Linked DNA regions of Homo sapiens: region 1 is linked to region 2. A link is a contact called in ENCODE Hi-C data. All regions are on one chromosome and are shown on one strand. Each heading gives the region's core, a stretch centred on a gene start or an enhancer-like site at or near the end of the contact. The rest is flanking DNA. Distances are from core to core; before and after follow the strand shown. Region 1 overlaps LOC105375523 (a long non-coding RNA gene). Region 2 holds the start of BPGM (bisphosphoglycerate mutase).

Evidence for each region. A loop is a pair of places that touch in the nucleus more often than their neighbours do. Pooled maps may share reads with other maps.
Region 1: a map of OCI-LY7 shows a loop between it and region 2 (5-fold over the local background). The contact joins the enhancer-like site here to the promoter of BPGM in region 2. A Hi-C loop is called at or near these places in 1 of 168 maps with a recorded cell type or tissue (OCI-LY7), 1 of 37 single-sample maps with no recorded cell type and 2 of 50 pooled maps.

Annotation. Positions count from the first base shown.
Region 1 is chr7:136,357,192-136,364,495 of GRCh38, forward strand. The region is part of intron 4 of LOC105375523 (a long non-coding RNA gene); the gene reads left to right. Among named protein-coding and RNA genes, the nearest start is that of MTPN, 380 kb to the left of the region's middle. RefSeq lists an enhancer at 2,477-2,576. Within about 2 kb of position 2,305, at least 2 of the 41 ENCODE cell types and tissues checked have a DNase peak (open chromatin) inside an H3K27ac peak, as active enhancers do; they include OCI-LY7, where a contact is called at or near this core.
Region 2 is chr7:134,641,809-134,648,913 of GRCh38, forward strand. BPGM (bisphosphoglycerate mutase) reads left to right here and starts at 5,045. Exons shown (of 3, transcript NM_001724.5): 1 at 5,045-5,129. The region is part of intron 1 of LOC124901750 (a long non-coding RNA gene); the gene reads right to left. RefSeq lists enhancers at 5,022-5,171, 5,272-5,381.

The sequences.
Region 1 (7,304 bases), core at 1,055-3,554, 1.7 Mb after region 2:
GAGAATGAGAAAAAAAATGCTGGTCTTTTTTTACTCTTTGCATTTTTCAAATAAATTCATGTACGACTTTTATGGTAAAAGATTATTTAAACTTTAAAGTACATTGAGAATCTTGAAGTAAGATGGCAGTAAGTGAATTATGTTTGATTTACTCTCTTCCATCTTTCTGTAAATCTATAGTCTGTACTTAAATATAAGAACTGAAACTATAAAAATCCTAGAAAAAAATCTAGGAAATATGATTCTGGACATAGGCCTTGACAAAGAATTTATGATTAACTTTTCAAAAGCAATTACAACAAAACCAAAAACTGACAAGTGGGGCCTAATTAAACTAAAGAGCTTCTGTACAGCAAAGGAAACTATCAACAGAGTAAGCAGAGAACCTGCAGAATGGAAGGAAATATTTGCAAACTACACATCTGACAAAGATCTAGTATCCAAAACAATACTAGATATTCTTAGTGTATCATTATACTTAGTTCATTCTTAATATAATGATCTTAATTCAACAAGCAAAGAACAAATAATCCCATTAAAAAGTAGGCAAAGGACATAAACAGACACTTCTCGAAAGAAGACCTACAAGTGGCCAAGAAACATGAAAAAATTCTCAACATCACTAATCATCAGAGGAATGCAAATCAAAACCACAATGAGAAACCATCTCACACCAATCAGAATGGCTATTATTAAAAAATCAAAAAATAGTAGATGTTGATGAGGCTGTGGAGAAAAGGGAATGTTTATACACTGTTGGTAGAACTGTAAATTAGTTCAGCCACTGTGGAAAGCAGTTTGGAGATTTCTCAAAAAACTTACAACAGAACTACCATTTGATCCAGCAATCCCATTACTGGGTATATACCCAGAGGAAAATAGATCATTCTACCAAAAAGTCACATGCGCTCATATGTTAACTGCAGCACTATTCACGATAACAAAGACACAGAATCAACTTAGGTGCCCAACGGTAGATTGGATAAAGAAAATGTGGTACATATACACCATTGAATACTACACACCCATAGAAAACAATGACATCATGTCCATTGCAGCAACATAGATGTAGCTGGAGGCCATTATTCTAAATGAATTAACACAGGAACAGAAAACCAACTACTGCATAGTCTCACTTAAAAGTGGGAGCTAAACGCTGAGTACTCGCAGACGTAAAGATGGGAACAATAGCCACTGGGGACTCCTGGAGGAGGGAAGGTGGCAAAGGTTGAAAAACTACCTATTGGGTACTAGGGACATGACCTGGGTGACAGATTCAGTCATATCCCAAACCTCAGAATCACACAATTTACCCATGTGTACATGTAACACTGAATCTAAAATAAAAATTGAAGTTAAAAAAAAGTAAATGGAAGCTTGCTTTAAAAAAATATTCTGCCAGAAGGGTTTCTTGGTAAAATAATTGAGAAATGTTCTATATTTTCTCTCCTACTAAATAGAAGATAATATAATACAATTTGGTAATTAAAGCCTCTGAGAAGTCCTTCTTCTATGGTAAAGAAATCCGATCCCTGCCACCCCCACACCTGAAAATCTATAGTCTATAGTAAAAGCTTATTTATTTATCTTCTTATTTTTAGAGACAGGGATGTTGCTGTGTTGCCCAGGCTGGCCTCATACTCCTGGGCTCAAGCAATCTTCCTGCCTCAGCCTCCTTAGTAGCTGGGACTGCGGGTGCACACCACTGCCCCCCTACTATTTATTTACCTTTAAACTTTAACTGCCTACTCTTTCCCCATCCTCCACTATACCACTTCCTTCACCCCCAAGACAGACTGGGTGACTCGTATTACGTGGTGAGATCCTCTTGTCACAGCTGTATAGATCAAGAATCACTTGACCAATAAGAAATTCTCCCTCTGGAATTTTGAACTAGAACTAGGGCATTTGTCAGTTTGGTCTCTCTTGAGCCCAGACACGTAGTTCCAAGATTGAAGTAATTGTTTTAAACATGCGCAAGGGAAGTAGAAAAAGGTGGTTTGCCTAGAGGGAAAAAAATGCCACAGATGACCCCAGAAACAGACATTGGCCATGGGGCTGAACAGAGGCTGAGGCAATTGCTTCCTTGAACTCGTTTGACCCATCTGTTTAGTCTCTTATGATGCCCACCTGTACTTCTTACCTTTGGATTAGTGAGTCTCCCACTAAAGCCTCATTGTGTTTTGTTTAAGCCAGGTAGAGTAGAATTTTTATTACTTGCTTCTGAAAGTACTCAGACTGATGGTGCCCATGGAGACACAGGAAGACCAAATCCCACAACAGTACTGGAAACCAGGTTACCCATATGCCGCATGTGGGAGACATTTCTACTTATTGCTATGAGAATGAGGAACTGAGAAACAGGTGCCTCAAACTGCTCCATCCTTGGGCAAGTTCAGAAGCAGGAAGGAAGAGATATGACATGCCAAAGTTAACTATCTGAATTTAAAGACACGAAAGCAACACCAAACAGAAATTTGGGCAGGCCCTCTGGACTGCTACTTTCCCAGCTTCCCCCACCTGATAGCAGTCCGTTCAGAAAATGCAGTTCGAGTATATAATTAACTGACCCAGGTGAGGGAGCAGGTGGTTGGGGCAGGGTAGGACATAAAATTATAAAACGAGTGATAATTGCCCAGGAGCAGAGAAAGGAAGTGGTATATGTAAGAAAATGTTGTTTTTCATTTATAGTCAAAGAAAAATAGTTGTGAACTGGTTTAAAAATTACAGGATACAAACTCGATTCCAGAAGATCAAAGAACTACCGCTATTCAACAAAGTTGCCCAAGATTAATTTCTAGTAGGTCCTGGTATTGAACTCAGTTATTCATAGCAACCTACCCTCCAGGTTCATATTTGGAAATGGAATCCAATTAACCTGTTAATACACTTGAGGAAAGAGAAGTTCTTCTACATACTTATATCAGGTATTGGCAAAAATGTATCTCCATAGATCTCTGTCTTCATTTAAAGATGAATAAACAAGGAAAAATCAGGTACTACCACCACCCCACAAAAAAAGGCAGTAAAACATAAAAAGAGAAAAAAGGGGAAAGTCTGAAAGTAAAACTCGTCCATTACCACAAAGAGAAAAAACAATAGAAAATAGGTACTTTATATTCTTGCAGAGCTAAAAGAACATTTTTTAAAATAACATAAGGATGGGTCACTATGAGGGGGAAGATGGAAGCAGTGAGTAGCAGAACACATAAAAAGGTAAGGAGAGGCCGGGTGTGGTGGCTCACACCTGTAATCCTAGCACTTTGGGAGGCCAAGGCAGGCGGATCACGAGGTCAGGAATTCGAGACCATCCTGGCCAACATGGTGAAACCCTGTCTCTACTAAAAATACAAAAATTAGCTGGACGTGGTGGTGGGCACCTGTAATCCCAGCTATTTGGGAGGCTGAGGCAGGAGAATCCCTTGAACCCAGGAGGCGGAGGCTGCAGTGAGCCGAGATCATGCTATTGCACTCCAGCTTGGGCGATAGGGTGAGACTCTGTCTCAAAAAACCAAACAAACAAAAACAAACAAAAAAACAAAGGTAAGGAGAGACTGCAAGGATGCAAAATGCCACAGTATGATTGAAATCCTGGGAGAGAGAGGAAAGAGCAGAAGTGACATCATAGGAAATTAGGCTAGTGATAAAATTTGCTTCTGATCTGGTGTAGACACCAGCCTGTGTGACCTGCTTTATTCATTACCTACTGATTGGCAATGACTGAATCTTCCTCCACAGCCTTTATTACTATGTTTTTCCTAATAAGACATCCTTTAAATCCTGAGTCTTCACTGATTTCTTCATAAGGCATTTTGTTGACTACAGACTCCTTACAATACTAGAAGAGAAGAATTAGGATGTTTCAACACAAACAAAAGGTAAATGTTTGAGGTGATGGATATCCCAGTTACCCTGATTTGATCATTACACGTTGTATATATGTATGAAATATCACATGTACCACCCAAATACGTACAGCTATTTTATATCAATAAAAAAGACATTTTGAACTTGACTACTGGGTGAAAGTTGCTACCACACTCTCTTCTCTCTGAACCCTAGGTATTTTCTCTTCTGTTTTCTCTGTGCACAATCAGCATTATTTTCTACGTGCTGTAGCAAAGAAAGAAGTATTTCCAAACTTCTTTGTTGAGAACATCTATGTTTTCTTTTTCTTTCTTTCTTTTTTTTTTGAGACAGTATTTCACTCTTGTCACCCAGGCTGGAGTGCAGTGGCACAATCTCGGCTCACTGAAACCTTTGCCCCTCCCCGGGTTCAAGCGATTCTCCTGCCTCAGCCTCCCGAGTAGCTAGAATTACAGGCACATGCCACACACCTGGCTAATTTTTTGTGGTTTTATTAGAGACGGGGTTTTGCAGTGTTGGCCAGGCTCGTCTGGAACTCCTGACCTCAAAAAATCACCTTTGTTTTAAATGCAAAGTGAAAATGCCTTGTTAACTTGAGCATCAACACAGGTGTTGTGGCTTATCCTCTGAAACATCAAGTGCATCCTATTCCTCCAGACAGTAATAGCAGCTGCCGTTCCTCACTTCATGTCTAATGTCAATTGGGTTACATAATTTTCAACAAAAAGGATATAAAATAATCATTGTTTGGTAAAAAATGTAAATAATTACATTAAAAACCATAGAAAATCAACTGAGAAAACTTTTCATGCTAATAAGAAATTTTAGTAAAGTGATCCAATACAAATAGAAAAGAAATATAAATATAAAACCCAGTAATTGTGTAGGAATATATATATATATTTCCATATATAATGGAAAATATAACAGTATATATATATATAGTCTATTGTATTAGTAAGTCATAATTATAAGGTTATAGGAAGAAACCTTGTTAACTTTATTTAGCTATAACTGATATGGGATAAACTGCATATGTTTAAAGTGACCATTTGCTCAGTTTTGAGTTACGTATTTACCTGTGGAACCATGACCATCACCTGTGAAATCACATCAGAACCATCAGCCCCCAAATGTTCTCATGATGGCTTATCTTTCACTTCTCCAGAAAACTACTGAATTATTTTCTGTCACTATTGTTTCCATGTTTTTGAAATTTATATAAATGGCAATCTACATGATGTGTTCCTTTTTTGCCTGGCATCTTTCATTCAGCATAATTATTTTGAAATCCATCCATGTTTGTGCGTGTATCAATAGCTCATATTTTTTTTTATTGCTGAGTGGTATTTCCAGGTATGGATATGCCACAGTTTGTTTATATATCAATAGCTCATATTTTTTATTGCTGAGTGCTATTTCCCAGTATGGAATTGCCACAGTTTGTTCATATAATTATGGACAGTTGGGTTATTTCTAGGTTTTGGCTATTACAATTAAAGCTTCTACAAACGTGTATAAACCTTTGTCTGGAGATATGTTTTCATTTCTCTTGGGCAAATGCTGTGGGGTAGAATGGCAAAGTATGGCAGGTATATGTTAAAGTTTTAAGAAGTCATCAAGCTGTTTTCTATAATTTGGAAATTCCAGTTTCCAATGTGTTTTCCAAAAAGTATACAACTTTATATTTTCATTAGCAGTATATGAGAGTTCCAGTTGCTTCACATCCCCATCAACACTTGGTCTGGTCAGGCATTTTAATTTTAGCCATTCTGATGGGTATGTAGTAATACCTCACTGTGGTTTTAATTTGTATTTTCCTGGCGATTAATGATGTTGAGCGCCTTTTAATATGTTTACTGTCCATTTACATATCTTTTTGAGGTATCATTTCAAGTCTTGTGACGTCTGTGGATTGCCTTGCTATATTGAATTTTAGAGGTTCTTTTGTGATATTTTTTTCAGAGATGTTCTTTGCAAATATTTTTTTCCCAGTGTGGTTTCCCTTTTTTCAAAAAATGATATTTTCAAAAGAACAATAGCCTTTGTGTTGAGAACACCTTTGTTTCAAATCCAAAGTCCATTTTATCATTTTGTTCTTTTCTGTTTCATCCTCTTTGTGTTCTGTCTTGACGTAATCAAGATTTTCTCTTGTTTTTTCTTCCAAAAATTTTGATTTTTAGGCTTCCCATTTAGGCTCTTTTCCCATTTCAGTTTAAGTAAGTTTTGTGTATGATGTGTGTGGTAAAGATCAATGTTAATTTTTTCCCCATATGATATCCATTTAATCCAATTACATTTTAGACAATTGCTTTTCTCTTTTGGATTATCTTAACATCTTCATGAAAAATTAATTGACCATATATATGTGGCTCTATTTTAAAACTCTCTTTTCTCTTCCATTGATTTATAAGTCTACCCTTTTAGTAACTGCAGTCTTGCTTACTATAGCCTTATAGTAAGTCTTAAAATCAGTGTTACTCCTTCAACTTTATTTCAAAATTATTTTGGCTATTTTAAGTCTTTTGCCTTTTCATATAACTTCTAGAATCAGCTTGTCAATTCTACAAAAGAGAGACATTAAACTTTTGATTATGATTGCATTCACTCTATGAGTGGAATTTTCATTAAAACAATTTCAAATTTTGAAATTCATGAGAATGATATATCCATTCACTTATAGATATAGTTACTATTTGTATTTGGATTGTATACCTCAGTGTAATGAGTTTATTTAGTAATGGTCTTTCTTTGAGGAAGACAGACACTAGACATGATAAATCCATCATTGTATTAAGGGCCGTTTTATAACATCTCTTGTGATCTAGCATTAAACCCCTTTTCCACATGAGCATTTTATCCCTGTCTATACAAGCAAGTGTGTCTTTTTTTCTACATTTTAAGAAAAAGTTAATAGATATTAGCAATATTAAATAAAGAATGCTACAAAACACAAATAATGAAAGGTAAACATTAGAATGGGCTCCCAAACAGAGAAAATATATTATCCTATTTATATATTCTATTGTTATAATTTATATTTCTGGATTTTCTTGAAACTTAGAAATGTAAAAATTTGTGGAATAAACATTTTTTATAAGGTGTGAATAGACAAGAACGTTTGGAAGTAAAAGTATTGAACTGGGAATAGATTCTTCAGGTATTAAATGCTTTGTAATGGTGTAATAATTTAAACTATAAAACTAAACAAAACTGACAAAATGGGCCAGAAACAGATTCTTTTATATAAAGGATTATTATATGACTAATGAAACATCACAAATTAGCGAGAAGTGAATCATTCAATAAATCACGCTGAGACTGTTGACTAATCACTATCAATTATTAGGTGATTATTCAGTGCAAGTTTTTTTCCCATACATAACACACTCTTCAATGACACTTTGAAAGTAATAAATTGAAGTCTTAAACTATAA
Region 2 (7,105 bases), core at 3,795-6,294:
AGAGCTTAGAACAAAGGCTAAGAGTCAGACTCTGGTTTTGTAACTAGCTGTGCAGTCTTAGAAAAATTATCTCTCCCAGTTTTACTTTCCTCATCTGTAAATGGGGACACATATGCCAGGAGTTTTGTGAGGATTTACTGATGGAGCCCTGATAGTTTGGCTGTGTCCCCACCCAAATCTCATCTTGAATTGTATCCCCCATAATTCCCACTGTTGTAGGAGGGACCTGGTGGGAGATAATTGAATTATGGCAGCGGTTTTCCCCATACTGTTCTCATGATAGTGAATAAGTCTCACGAGATCTAATGGTTTTATAAGGAGAAACCTCTTTCGTTTGGTTCTCATTCTCTCTTTGCCTGCCGCCATCCATGTAAGACATGACTTGCTCCTCCTTGCCTTCCATCATGTTTGTGAGGCTTCCCCAGCCACATGGAACTGAAACTTCAATTAAACCTCTTTCTTTTGTAAATTGCCCAGTCTTGGGTATGTCTTTATCAGCAGTGTGAAAATGGACTAATACAAACTCTGATTTCCATCCACCATCCCCTCCATATCACCTCCCCACCCTGGCTCCTCAGCTAAACACCTTTTCTTCAGGTTAAAGAATAGAAAACTCTGTGGAGACAGAGGGTAAGCAGAAATCCTTCAGTAGCTATCAGGCTACTATCTTCACCTTTCTTAGCTCTGTAATATCAGAACATAGAGAAAAAAATTCCTGGCCACTTTATCAGTCTCCATGAAGAAAGGGTGGAGCCAGTAGGCATTGCCATTGGTTCAGTAGACATTCCCGGAGCACCGTCATTTAGAGAAAGCAGCAGCCCATTTAAATCAATGAATCTTTTTAGGAAACTGAAACAAGTTCAATGCCCAAGAGTAGAGAATTGGTTGGACAGTTCTCTACTCTTGTACATACCACCTGGATGCACATTCACGTAATGGGATTATATACGGAAGAAAAATATTAAATGACATTGGGACATGTTAATAACAAATTAAGTAGAAAAGATTGCCACAAAACAGTATATATACTAAGAGTCCAGGTTTTTTTTTAAGTAATTGATTTATGGGAAAAATAGGATATACAAAATGTTAAAAATAAATTCTGGAGGGTGGGATTATAGGTATTTTAAGTTTTTTCTTTTCTAAACCTTATACAATAAACATTTTAAAACATAAATTTATAATTAATAAATATAAGCTTTAAAAAAAACTCCATAGGGCAGAGTTTGTGTTTACCAGCATATAAACAACAAGCATTTAAAGAAACATGGGTTTTTCCTTAGTGGAGTAGAGAATTTGTAAAAGAGGAAAGCACCTCTCTTGATTCCTCATGTTTCTACCTTTTTCCCCTATCCTTGTCCCAGATCTGAAAGTAGTGGGGAAAAAAAATCAACCTGGCTCTTTTCCTATGCCAAGGTGCTTAGTCAATGTTTAGTTTTACTGTAGGGGAATTTCACATAGATCAGGCTTCCCAATACCAGAGGTTCCTGGCTCTGCCACTGGGTCTGTACCCTCTTTGGCATTCACTTCCTGCCCATTACCTCCCTGGGTAGCTGCAAGATAGCTGGGGAAATCCCAGTCTCATGCCCTCTGCAAGAGTCCAGGTCTCCACTTGAGTGGAGAGCAGGAAAAAGAGGCAAGCGCAATGCCAAGACTTTACTGAGTAATTTGAATAAGAATACTTGTAAATAGGTAAAATGCTTTACATTTATCATTACCATAATTGTTAAGAATAACAACTACCATTTATGAGATGCTTTCCATGTGGCAGGCACACATCACATTATCCCACTTAATTTTCACATTAGCGATTTGGGTATTATCTCTGTTTAACAGATAAAGACACTGAGGCTGAGGTCAAGCAATTTGCCTAGGCTATTCTGCATTTTGCTAGCCTAGCAAAACCATTGGCTCCTTCCTTCCAGCAAACTCTAGAGTTAGCTATGATTGTGAGGCTTCCCCAGCCACATGGAACTGTAAGTCCAATTAAGCCCCTGAGTTCCCAGTGCTGGAAAGTGACAGACACAAGGTGCTTCAAAGATTGCAAAGCTATTCCAAAACTGCCTCCATGATTCTTCACCCTACTCTGTGAGGAAGATGAGGATTCTAAGTTTTAACTTCTGAAAGAAAGGGACAGACTTTAAGGTCCCTTCTGAGAGGTCTGGATGGCTGACCCATAACAGCATTTCCAGTTTTTAGTTTCAGAAAAGGGAGTCTTGTACTTAGGAGGTCAATGATGGGGGCCACGCATAGGTCTATTATACTAGGTTACGAGTGGTAAATTTTAATCTGACCCTGAAGTAAGTAGGGTACAGTTGGAGACTAAACACTGGCAGCAAATAACCAACTCATGGTGTGTCCTGATACTGTGAAGAAAAGGAGACACTCCTGTACATGGCATATAGAACTAGCTAACTCTGGAGTTTGCTGGAAGGAGGGAGCCAATGGTTCTGCTAGGCTAGCAAAAGGGAGAATAGCCTAGGTCCGTGGATGATGTTTTGATGCACGGTGGACCAATTCAGCCATACGTGGAAAAGGCTAGAGGCTCTGTGCACATAACTGTGAAATTATTTTGACCAGGTATGTATGCTATCAATAAAATAGTGGTTTATTCAGGTCACAAGGAAGACAATTTTCAACTAAAACTCAAAGTATCACATGGGTTAATACTGACTTTTTGATATACACCTGTAACAGAAAGGAAGACAAAGAGACAACATAGCTATAATAATTTATTGCTTTTCATTTCTTGTTTGGATAAAAGTGAGACTACATCAAAAGCTGTTTGATGACACTGAATTATTTTCATAGTATCTATATCACTTGCTGTATCAGAACTGAAGTCCTCATGACTGGTCTTCAATGGAAGTGAATCCTAAAATTAATCTTAATTTAAAAAATACATTGCTTTTGGGGTGAGGAGGAGAAGGCAGCAGGAAGAGGAAGCATCTTCCCAGAATTATATGAATTAGCAACCTTGGGTCCTAGCCCAGGATTTGTCCCCAACCAAGTAATTCTGAGCACATCACTTAAGCTTCAGTTTCTTTATCTGTACAACAAGGAGCTAGAGTTTAATTTCCAAAGCCCTGTCAAGTACTAAGTTTGTACAAGTCTAATATTCTTTGGAGTTCATCTTTGCCTTAAATGGATTTATGATCATCTTTGTGAACCACGACCTCGTTATTTAAAAATTCATAAGAGAGACAGCTCATCGAATAGACCAGGACACAGGGTTCAGGATATGATACTGTAACATAATTAAGTATGGAGAACAATCTTGCCATAGGGCAAAAGTAACTCCTGAAATTCTGTTAGCCTCTGTGCACATTTGTCTTACAAACATGCTTGCTCCTGATGAAAATCTGCTTTTTAATTCCTTCTAGACAGAATCACTGATATAAGCTTCCATCTTATATCAAAATGACTCATTCATAAGCCACATACTCTTGCGAATGATTCTAAAAGGCAAGTGATGTTTGATATTAAGGTTTTATGTGACAAGCTAGCATTCCATGGGTGTCCATAACAACAGTAAACTTAAATCCAATGAGTAGGCGCCCTTAAGTCCAGACTAAGTAGCCCTAAATGCCAAATGCCACAAGACTGTCACTTGGTAATGACTGTCATTAGCCTCCGGAGTATGGATGGTGGGCACTCTGAATAGGAGCTTTATTACACTGTAGAAGAAAAGCTTTCTCCTTACTTTGTCCTCAACTGATATTGAGAAAAAAGCAAGAGGGCAAATGTATAAGATTTGGAAGCTGCCCCTTCCAGCTGTTCTGGCCTGAACTCTAGTTAATCTTGTGCAAGTTAAATTCTAACTATCACTAGGTGAGACCTATCACCTGCTGGGACCTGTCAAGCCTCGGATTAGTGCCGTCCCGGAAGTAAAGTTCTGTTGATATCCCAGGAGGAACTGTCATGCTCTAACATGGATAAATGAGATACAGAACTGGCTACGATTAGGTCTTAATGAGTTCAATAAAGAGTGTGTCACAGAATTTCAAATGTGGAAAGATTATCTTTTCAACTGTATGTATAATTTATTCTGAGGACTTGCTTGCGTGTCACAAACCTAATGCATTTGTTAGGAGGATGAAACAGGAAAAACTCACAGGAGGACACGAAACACTACTTAGGATAGCTTCTAAGAAGGGAATCTCCCATAACATTCCTTATCTTTCCCGCCCACCCAAGAGTTCTGACACATATGCTTCAAAACCTCGTGTGGTAGTTCAAGCCTGCTTAGAAGCTTTTAAGGCCTCGTGCCAGGTTTCCGGTGTTTTCATAGATTTCTCTTGTTCAGTTATTGTCGCCTCCAAATTTGTCATTCTCTCATTCCACTCTAGCCTCCCTTCCTCTGTGCAATAAGCTTTTAGGGCATTCCATTAATCACTTTTCTTCCCCACCTAAAATACTGTCAGCAAACTGCCTAGGGGAATCCCTATAAAAGCGGTAAGAGAAAGTAAGGTTGCGTTACTGCCTATAAATTGGGCACTTTAAAGGCATTTGTTTTAATCACGACTTAAGACTTTCAACCACGAGTAATTTGTGCGAAAGGAGCTTCTTCTGGGAGGATACCTCGGCTTCGTCTTCAGGTTTCAATCCCTAAATTTCCCATAAGTAAAAGAAACATCACCTCCTCTCTTCCAAGAGTCCGCTGACACCTGTCTTCACCCGCAGGTGTTTCTTTTAAGACGTTAAACGCTTTCTAGAACCTCAAACAGCTAAGATGCTCCCCGCACCCGAGGTTTTGCACCAGCGACGCTCTAGGGTGTGTTTTTCTACTTCCCTAGGCCCAAGCCTGCCCGCTGGCGTCGAAGCCAACTCCTTACTGGTTCAGGTATGTGCTCGTCTCTAGAGTAAACCAATCAGAGCCCCACTTCTTACTCCTGGGATTTGGTAAACGGAAGAGACCTCTCCTGTTCCGGGAGTAGGCCGGGACCGTGGATGAGTGACAGTTCGACTTTCCAATAGGCAGAGCCCTAGGACCTGCCCACGTCTGGTTCAGGGGCTAGAAAAGAGCGTCGATGCCGGCGGCAGTGATGAGTCCTAGGAGGCGCTGGCTCTTTGGCGGCTCGGAGGAGCGGCTGCTGCTGCTGCTGCTGCTGCTGGTGGCCCCTTTGCAGGTGAGTGGCTTTGTTTTAGAAAATGTTGCGAACGTTTACATTTTTTAGTGATGTGATGTTTTATTTTTGGGTGCGGGGAAGGCCAGTTTCTTTACTTCCCCCGGTTTAGTCGTTGGTGGGAGTCTGGTGCCCACTCCAGCCCTCAAGCTGGGACCCTCACTTATCGCCCCGGTCCCTTTCCCTTGTCCCTATCTCAGAATGAGCCTCGCAGGCAGTCACCGTTCTGTCAACTGAGAGGAGGAGCCCGCTTTGGTAGTGCTGTCCTTATGGCAAGAATATATAGAAGTTGGAGGGAAGATAAACTCTCTTCTGGATGTCTGAGGTACTGTGTAGCAGAGCCCTTCCAATAGTAAGATCCCCTGGAAGGAAGCAGGGCGATGCCGCTGTATTTAGGGTTCTGGCAGACCTGGCCCTATCTATCATTTTGTGTAGTAGACAGAAAAACTCGAATGCGGTGAAAAGAGAAGGAGGTGAATATATGCAGTGTTTTCATGTAGGAATCTGGAGCCAAATCACAAGTTCTTAGAACCACTAGAAATAAAAACGTAAGTGTATTTTCCTCTTTTCTAAGGGACGAGCTGGTATTACACTAGAGAAGGTCAATGAAATGCATAATTGCAGTTAAGTTCACAGTTAAGCTTTAAAGAATAGTTGGTTGTTAGCTAACTTATAACTCTCATCCCCCTACTGCCTCCCTTGCAAATTACGGAAGATCTTTAGCTTGTGAGTGGTACTAGAATGTTAGCTGACTAAATGCAGACTCTTTCCAAGAAGGGGAAAAATCAAAAGCTAAGTTTCACCTGTAGGTACTAAAGGTTTTTTAATAGTGAAAGCAGAACTCATGTCAATTTGTCTTTTATTTTTTATTTTTTTTGAAACGGAGTCTCGCTCTGTCGCCCAGGCTGGAGCGACTGCAGTGGCTCGATCTCGGTTCACTGCAACCTCCGCCTACCGGGTTCAAGTGATTCTCCTGCCTCAGCCTCCCAAGTAGCTGGGATTACAAGCATAGGCCACCACGCCTGGCTGATTTTTGTATTTTTAGTAGAGACGGGGTTTCACCATGTTGGCCAGGGTGGTCTTGAACTCCTGACCTCAGGTGATCTGCCTGCCTCGGCCTCCCAAAGTGCTGGGATTACAGGCGTGAGCCACCGTGCCTGGCCTTGTCTTTTTTCTTTCTTTCTTTCTTTTGTTTTGGTTTTTTTTTTGTTTTGTTTTCAGACGGAGTTTCGCTTCTGTTGCCCAGGCTGGAGTGCAATGGCGCGATATTGGCTCACCGCAACCTCCGCCTCCTGGATTCAATCGATTCTCCTGCCTCAGCCTCCCGAGTAGCTGGGATTACAGGCATGCGCCCCCACGCCCAGCTAATTTTGTGTTTTTAGTAGAGACAGGATTTCACCATGTTGGCCAGGCTGGTCTCGAATTCCTGACCTCAGGTGATCTGCCTGCCTCGGCCTCCCAAAGTGCTGGGATTACAGGTGTGAGCTACCGCGCCCGGCCTTCTTTTTTTTTGAACTGCCTCCCGTGAGTCCAGGGAATAGCTCTTTCTTAGCCATCTTTGTATTCCAGTAGCACCTCATACACCGCAGATGCTCCCCAGTTGGTGGTGGACTTCAGAGAAGCATAATTCAAACAGTGTCATAGTGGAAGGAGCTCTGAGTTAGAAATCAAGAACATTGGCTTTAGTCCTGAAACTGTTACTATTTGTGTGATCTTAAACAAATCATTTCAACTGTGACTCTTAATTTTTGCATTTTTTTTTTGAGACAGGGTCTCGCTCTGTTGCCCAGGCTGGAGGGCAGTGGCGCAATCTCTGCTCACTGCAACCTCCACCTCTGCCTCCTGGGCTCAAGCGATCCTACCATCTCGATTTTTGCATCTTTAGAAAGCAGATGTTGCATTAAATTATATCTGAGATATAAACTCTGTATTTAAAGTCTGTTTTAAAGTAAAAATTATTAGTATACAAGCAGAATCTC